Regions from separate parts of the Homo sapiens genome. Here regions 2 and 3 are each linked to region 1. Evidence: chromatin loops called from intact Hi-C (ENCODE). Cell type or tissue: endothelial cell of umbilical vein. All regions are shown on one strand. Region 1 has its middle 35 kb from the start of TMEM263-DT. Region 2 overlaps RFX4 (regulatory factor X4). Region 3 holds the start of LOC100505978 (a long non-coding RNA gene).

Region 1 (2,500 bases):
TGCAGTGTTTGGGGTGAGAAGTTTTCCTCTCCCTTAGGCCAAGAGAGAGAAGGTCCCCAAAGAATCACTGGTAAGTATTGGAGTGCCCACAATACGAGAAGAATAACGTCTTACTCCCACTCTTTCATCTGCTTAGGCAAGGGCTAACTGATCTGTCTCTGTGCCTACCTGAGCACTGGAAAGAGAATGAAGAGGGCAGGCCTTTCCCTCCTTGAAGCAAAGAATTGCTTGGAAAGTTAGTTGTGAGGTGGGGGAAAGGGGTACCTGAACCATCCAAATCTTTCCAAGCATCACCTCCTCAGGGAAGCCTTGTGTTCCCCCTGTGCAAACTAACTTCCCTTCTTACCTGTTCTCCCGGAACTATTTTTCCTTTAGAACATTTATTTATCTCATCCAGGAGTGCCAAGGGACAGAATACAGTCATGGGTTCTTAGTTTTTGCTTCTGGTTGGGCCAGTAAAGCCCCTTCCTCTTGCCTCTTTTCTGCTTATCACTAGAGACAGAAACAAAAAACCATGGTTTCAGGCTGCTAAAAGCCTAAAGCAAAACAAAACAGAACAGCAACAACAACAAAATAAGGCAGGTTGGACAAGCTTATATAATGTCTTTAAAAAAAAATCCCATCCATTGTATCTCCACCTGGTACAAATTAAGCATTTGTTAAATTTAATCGGAGAAATGAATGAATGGAGAAATGAATGAATCAAAAAAAAGGGAACTCTTGTTTTAACCAACAATTATAATCATATTTAAAAGTACAAATGTATACATGACATAAGCACTAAAATACTGGATAGATATGCACAGAATGTTAACATTGATTTTATTTTAGTGGTGGGATTTCAATTTATTTTTTTCTTTGTAATTTAAGAAATTTCTACAATGATGTTAATTTCTTTTCAAATCAGAAGCAAGAAAACACTACAGAATACACTATGCTAAGTGCATCGTTGTTAAGGAACCAGGTTATGTCTCTGCTACTTACCACCCATGTGACCTGGGGGAAGTCATTGCCTCACTGACTATCAGTTTCCTCATCTGTAAAGTGGGGATAATCAAAGAACTGGGTGGCTGTGAGGATTAAGTGGGAGAATTCACGTAGGGCTTGGTACTGAAAGACTCTGGTCTTTAAATGTCAACTATTATTTTTGCCTTTGGGGAAAACATTTCTTGCCCTTGGCACTGTGATACATTTCTACTGTAAATATGTATGTAAATTCATTTGGTCATAGTGAATACTATTTATTAATAAATGCTAAACCTCAGTTTTGCTTAGAATTTAAAATAATTCAATGCATCACCAACAGGTGGCAGCATATCACAGCTTCTTTACAACAGTTGAGCCCACGGTGTCATTGTACAATTTTCCCTATAAGAACCTGTTTTTAAAGGGAAGAAGCTTTAGAGTTTAAAAGGGAAAAGACCTTAGGGTTAATTTAATTCAACTCCTTCAGTGTACATATATGGAAACCTGGAGATGCGGTAAAAACAAAGAACAGGTCCTGTTCTTCTGCTAGGAAAGGGCAGGGTTGCGGGAAGAGGTGGAGAGAAAAATCCCTGAGTGTACTTCAGGCCTGAATTTGCAGTATTTCTGCAATATACACTTTAATCAAGAAAACTTAGAATACATGGCAGAAAACATTTTCTATGGAAATATCAATTTGGGGAGTGAAGAATATATCTCATTGTCATGCACAGTAGGTGGTTGATGAGCCTCAAAATACGGAGATTCCCCCACCCCACCTCTTTTTTAAAGCTTTTTCCAGCTGACAGAGGCATTGCCCCTTGTCATAGCACTGGATCCTCACAATCAGGGGCAAGGGTTGTCATTGCTATTGTGCCAATGAGGAAATGAAGAAGAAAATGCCTTCATAAACAGGGGACATGAATTCAAATCCAGATTATTTCTTCCTTCCTTCCTTCCTGCATTCATTGAAAACATGCATTTATTAACTTCCTGTTGTGTGCCAGTGCTCTGCTAGCTGTTGGAGATGCATGGCTTATTGGGAATACACCTCCGAAAGGTCACAGTTCTCTGTCCTTAAAGAGTTAGGGTGTCTGAACTGCATGATACCAAATTCCTGTCTCTTTCTACCACACACACACCTGCACAGTCCTCTGCATGCATAGTGGGTACCCAACAAATATCTGCTGTACTGGGCAGTCTGGGCACATCACCAAAGGCCCTTGAGACCACTGAATTGCAATGATGGTATAATGTTTGACTGCAGTAGTCAAATATTACAATAGTCAAACATTACAGGCTCAGAACAACTTTTTAAATGTCTAAGATTTGTTTATATATGTATACTCTCTCCCACTCAGAAAGCACTTAGGGGCTGTAGGATCTTTGCATATTCAATGAAGTTTTTGTGTTTTGAATAATAGCCCCCTGATGTCTTTCAAAATACCTGAGGAAAGCTAAATCCATGCAGCCCTAGTTGGACTGCTAGATGGCAGTAGCAGCACATGCTGTTTTTAGACTCTAGTCATTCAATCTC
Region 2 (2,500 bases), 340 kb after region 1:
CTTTGCCTCCTGCCGGAGCACCGCGGCGCGCGGCAAGCTGGGGCTTTGCCTCCGAGAGGGGCTTTGCTTTGTCGGGCTCGGCAGCGAGAGCGCCTAGGGCCCAGGAGGCGCGCGCCGGCTGCCCAGCTTCCCCCGACCGGGCCATTGTCTTAGCTCCACACTTGTTGAGTATTTTGGGGAAACCCGAGGAATATATTACTGGCTCAGTGTGCGGAACAAAGGGGCGCGTTTCCGCAGGTCATGCTGAAGTGGCCCCAAAGCAGGCCACTAGAGCCCTGGCCCCTGCAAAACTGTTCTCCCGGGCCCGAGGCACTTCGCGGGGATTTTCCTTTTAAGAGTAAGGGACGGTGGCCCCGCTCGCCGGCCTCTCTTATCCTGGACGTTTCCTACTTCGCCCCAGCACTTGCTGTGAGTCGGTTGTTCCAGTCCTTTCGGAATGATATAATAACAGCAATATTCCTGGTTCTGATCGCGCGCGATCTTATACAAAAGGAGCAGAATCGAACTGCTCCATGGAGCGCGCGTCTCTGCAAGCCAGGAGAAAAGACCCTTTACATAACAAGGGAAACTCAGAAGAAAGGCTAATTGGATTAAATTCTCTGGAAGGGAGGTGAGGGAAGGCTTCTGGACTGGACCACGCCGAGCCGCACTTCCCTTGTCGTCGGTTTTGCAAGTCGGAGTGAAATGTCACCTGGTGCGTCTAGTGTCATTTCTTCACACTGTCGTGTACCAAAACTTTTGATTTTGCGTTCAGGGTGGTGACCTAGGGATGTCTCGGATATACAAAAGGGAGAGAAGTGGATGGGGAAAGGATTTCATTTCAGAACGTCTCTGGAGTGTTTGCAGTTGAGGTGAAGAGGACCCGGTGCCCCCACGAGCACCAGTTGCATCGAGAACAGAAAACGCCACGAATCCACAGCCCCACAGTCCTCCCCAGAAGTACCGAGGGGCCTGGCCCTGTGGAGGAGGCAGCTAAAAGCCCCCCAGCAGGGCCACTGCAGGTTTGGGATGTAGGGAGACCCTATGTCCCTGCGTGGGCCGCTCGAAAATACTTGGCCACAAACTCTGCAGACATGCGTTTAAGTTTGTTAAGGATATTCATTTTTAATGTTAGGGTTCTCAGGAGGTGGTGAGGGCGCAGCGCTTGAGATGAAAAAATGGTGGAAAAGGCGCTTTTCTCTCTCTGGGCTCCCGCTTTACCGCCAGTAGAGACCTCAGCGGGGCCTGCCGTGTCCGGAGAGGCACGCAGGGCAGGCGACGCTTCTCCTTGCCTTCGTTTGTCATCGAGTATAGGAAGGAGAACTTCGGGGCTTAGCCTTTCCCCACTCCCTGGGGGCTCACACCCAGCCAGGGGAGTGCAATCAGGCGGGGCCTTGACTCTAGGAATCAGAGATCGACAACTACCCTAAAACACAGAATATCCCCCTGGCAAGAGCAGTCCGGTGTCCGGGCCACCAGGGCTGCAGCGGAAACCTGGAGAGGCCTTAAATATTTCTGCAGGGACCGAGGAAAGACCTTCTGGGGCAATGCCCCGATGACCCCAGCCCCCACCCCACTTCCATATCCAGCCTGCCTAGGGGTGGAGTTGGGGAGACATTCGTGCGGCATTTGTTTATTTGCTCAAGGAAAGGACGTGCATGCTCAGGGGACGGCCGGGGCTGGAAGGCACTTGTTGCTCCGCGCTGCAATGCTCAGCAGCTTATGCTTGCAGGCATTCTCTCAAACCTCGCCACGGCCCAGGCTGAGTCCACTGCCCTATTTCTGCCTCTCCCCAAACTCATCACCCTAAGAAATTCTGAGGCTGCAGGGGGCCAAAATGAAAATAGCCGGGTTGCAAGAATGAGCCTAGGGGAGGGGGTGAACTGTAAGAGAACTTCCACCTGCAAGGGACTTAGGGAGCGTTAACAGATCTAGAAGTGTGACGGCTCTTCAAAGGTGCTAGGAGTGGGAGGTGGCGAAAACTACTGGAGGAAGAACCGAGATACCGGGTGTTTTCGTTGTGAAAGATTCCTTGGCCTCCTTTTTTCGTTGTTAAGGACCGCCGCACCCCCAAAACTGACGCCCAGCAGCTCTTGAACTGCAGAGCAGTTTGCAGACCCCAACGCCGAGTTTAGCGGGCCAGTCTGCGTCCTGCCCTCCCTCCAGCAAGGTCACAGCTCCCTAGTGGAGCCCGGCGTTGGGTGCCCCTTCCTGGCAGAAAAGCTAAAAGCCCGACCCCACAGCCCAGGACTCCCACCTCCCGTTTCTGCGGATTCCCCCGGACCACCGGGTTCGCCGCCGCCACTCCCTCCAGCTGCGCGTCTCTACCAGCCGGAGCCTCGGTCCCCACCTCCCAGGCGCAGTGCGAAGCCGTCACCCTCCCCCGCCTCGGGGCGTTCCGCTCGGCTTCCCGGCCCTGGCCGCCAGACCCCGAGCGCACCGCTATTCCGAGGCCCCCATACCCTAGGAGGACCTGGGTCCGGGAGGGGGCGGTCGGCTGGCAAAGTTTCTGCAAGTGGCA
Region 3 (2,500 bases), 240 kb after region 1:
CTTTTCTCTACCCATGGAGATACAATGAAAGTCACAAAATCATACAGATGAGAAGGCATTTTGAATTATGGGAAGGGCTTTTGCGAGGAGGGAAGAGATGAGCACGTCAAAACCTTCCCTCTCCCCAACCCTCCTTTACTCCTGATACCATTCCGTGATATTTCTGCTTAGTGGGCATCTCGAATCTATCTGAATGCCTTCTGGGATGAAGAATTCAGACCCTCCGAAGGCAGCCCAGTTCATTTTGCCAGTATGGTTATCAGAAAATTCTTTGTGCTGAGCGAAGTCTGCCTTCTGTGCCTTCCGTGTCTTCTACTACTTCTCAACTGTCATAACTGCCTTCCCACCTGGAACTCACTCTGTGGGTGGGGGAGGAGCATGGTTCCGGTGGCTTCAGGTGGGATGACAGTTATGACACACCACCGTAACCTTAAAAAGTTCACCTTTATAACTTCTTAAGAGCCAGATCATCTAATATGTTCAGACCAGACCACTTCTTGACTATTCAGAGATCACGTAGCTAAAATCAACAACCACAGTGAAGCTACTGCTCTGATCTTGAGTTCTTCTATTTCAGTTCTGTAGGGCACAACAACACATTCCTCACCAGCCACCCCCAGATTTATTTATTTATTTTTTAATTTCTTCTAAAAAAAGGCAGGGGATACATGTGCAGAATGTGCTTTTTTTTGAGACAGGTCTCGCTCTGTCACCCTGGCTGGAGTGCAGTGGTGCAATCGTGGCTCACTGAAACCTCTGCCTTTCAGCTTCAAGCAATTCTCCTGCCTCAGCCTCCTGAGTAGCTGGGACTAAAGGGACGTGCCACCATGCCCGGCTAATTTTTGTATTTTTTGTAGAGATGGGGTTTCACCATGTTGGCCAGGCTGATCTTGAACTCCTGACCTCAAGTGATCTACGGGCCTCAGCCTCCCAAAGTGCTGGGATTACAGGCGTGAGCCACTGCACCTGGCCCACCCCCCCAGATTTCTTCTGTCATTGTCAATTTGCCAAGGGAGTTTCTCTATAAGGCCATGATGCAGGTTGGAGACAAGAGCTTCTTACTGCCTTTCAACTGGTCGAAGGTGTGACCAACTTTGGAGTATCCTTATGGAAGAGGATACAATAAAATTGATTATACAGAATTTTTAAAGAGGGTATTTTGCCAACCTCGAGGTTAAAGAAAAAGAAAAACAAACAAAACAAAAACAGACTCTCCCATGTGGACAGAAGGAAATTTTCTCTGTTTATGCAGGATGGGAAACCTTTCTGCTCTCTCTTTACTGTGTGTCTTTACTATTTCTGCTCTTCTTAGAAATGAGCAACAAGCTATCGGAGCCACTGATTCCTCAAAGACCAAGAGCTGGAGAAAAATAATTTATTTTCATTTATTCCATATCGTTCTATCCATCCACTCTTCTGTTTGACCAACATTTTGAATTGCCTACTATGTGTTTACCAGCAAACAAGGAAGAACCTGGCTTTTGTAATCTATAATCGTACCAAGGCTGAAACCTTACTTTTAAACAAATACCAGAATTTTAAAATTATAACTGAGGTTTGTTTTTTTTTTTTTTTTTTTTTTTTTTTTTTCAGAATAGTCATCTTGGAAAATTATTAGGAATTTATTCCAAGAGGTCCTTTGTTCAACAGTCTTCTGGAAATTCCTTTAGAGACTGGTTCAAAAGCTTCTGAGCTACACCAAAAAAATTAGTCTCATTATTTTCAGAATACCAAAAAAGGGTTTTTCCCAGTTCGATCATCCATTTTCTTTCCCTACCTTGGCTCCAAAATCAAACCCACCCTTGGAGGATGGGAATGTGCTGCCCAGGGATGAGAGGAGCTGGTGAGGGACAGGGGTTTGGCCCAGGGTGAGAGCACTGGACATGCTTTTGACACATCCTTCAAGACAAGTCTTAAAAGTCCTATATGGTTGCCTTTCTAAAAAGTTACAGTGTTTTATAGGTCACTATGTGCTGACCTGCTCAACGTGGTCAAAATGCTTAGAAATGCTGCATAATAAGGCACCCTCTAGTGGAGTCACCTTGTACATTAGCATAATAAGGGTTCTGAGAAGTCTTGCAGTAAAGGAAACTGTTTAAACTTAGTGTTAACCAAACTTATAGGGCCTGCTGCTCTTCTTCATGGAACACCTATTATCGTCCAACAATTTTTGAAACATCCTTAGAGGCAAGTCCTATAAATGCAGATTTTAATGAAGGTCGAGCAGTACAGGAAGAGATTCCCTTCCCACTGACTCACACCTAGCAGACAAGTGTCTGCACAGCCTTCTGCACTCCCCTAGTCTTTACTTAAATGTAACCTCCTCTGAAAGACCTTCCCTGGCCATTCCTCTTTTGTTGCTCTCTGCTACAACTTTGTCACAATCTGATTCTCTGTTTTGTCTGTTTCCCACCGGAATCTATGCTCCATGAGGGCAGCAACTGATTTGCTCCTGTGTTCCCAGTACCTAGCACCACATATGTGACACACAGAAAGTATA

The links. Hi-C counts contacts between places; a loop is a spot of excess contacts. Peaks named below come from ENCODE experiments on the same cell type or tissue, not always from the same donor. Only the 100,000 strongest peaks of a DNase experiment are listed, where the experiment ranks them.
Region 2: a loop joins it to region 1, with 2.5 times the contacts of the local background. A loop is called at or near these places in 3 of 110 quality-filtered maps.
Region 3: it touches region 1 in a loop (12-fold over the local background); 14 of 110 quality-filtered maps call a loop at or near these places.

The regions. Positions count from the first base shown.
Region 1 is chr12:106,918,916-106,921,415 of GRCh38, reverse strand. No RefSeq gene overlaps it. Among named protein-coding and RNA genes, the nearest start is that of TMEM263-DT, 35 kb to the left of the region's middle. In endothelial cell of umbilical vein, CTCF peaks have their summits at 1,307 (motif pointing right) and 2,446; DNase peaks (open chromatin) are centred at 1,315 and 2,455; H3K27me3 peaks cover 459 bases.
Region 2 is chr12:106,583,676-106,586,175 of GRCh38, reverse strand. All of the region lies in intron 1 of RFX4 (regulatory factor X4), which reads right to left. All of the region lies in intron 1 of LOC100287944 (a long non-coding RNA gene), which reads left to right. Among named protein-coding and RNA genes, the nearest start is that of RFX4, 1.9 kb to the right of the region's middle. RefSeq lists enhancers at 1-383, 2,138-2,500. In endothelial cell of umbilical vein, no CTCF peak of the experiment used is centred here; no DNase peak of the experiment used is centred here; H3K27me3 peaks cover 2,224 bases.
Region 3 is chr12:106,682,557-106,685,056 of GRCh38, reverse strand. The region is part of intron 5 of RFX4 (regulatory factor X4); the gene reads right to left. The region is part of intron 1 of LOC100287944 (a long non-coding RNA gene); the gene reads left to right. LOC100505978 (a long non-coding RNA gene) reads left to right here and starts at 357. Exons shown (of 4, transcript NR_038912.1): 1 at 357-397; 2 at 1,313-1,555. In endothelial cell of umbilical vein, no CTCF peak of the experiment used is centred here; no DNase peak of the experiment used is centred here.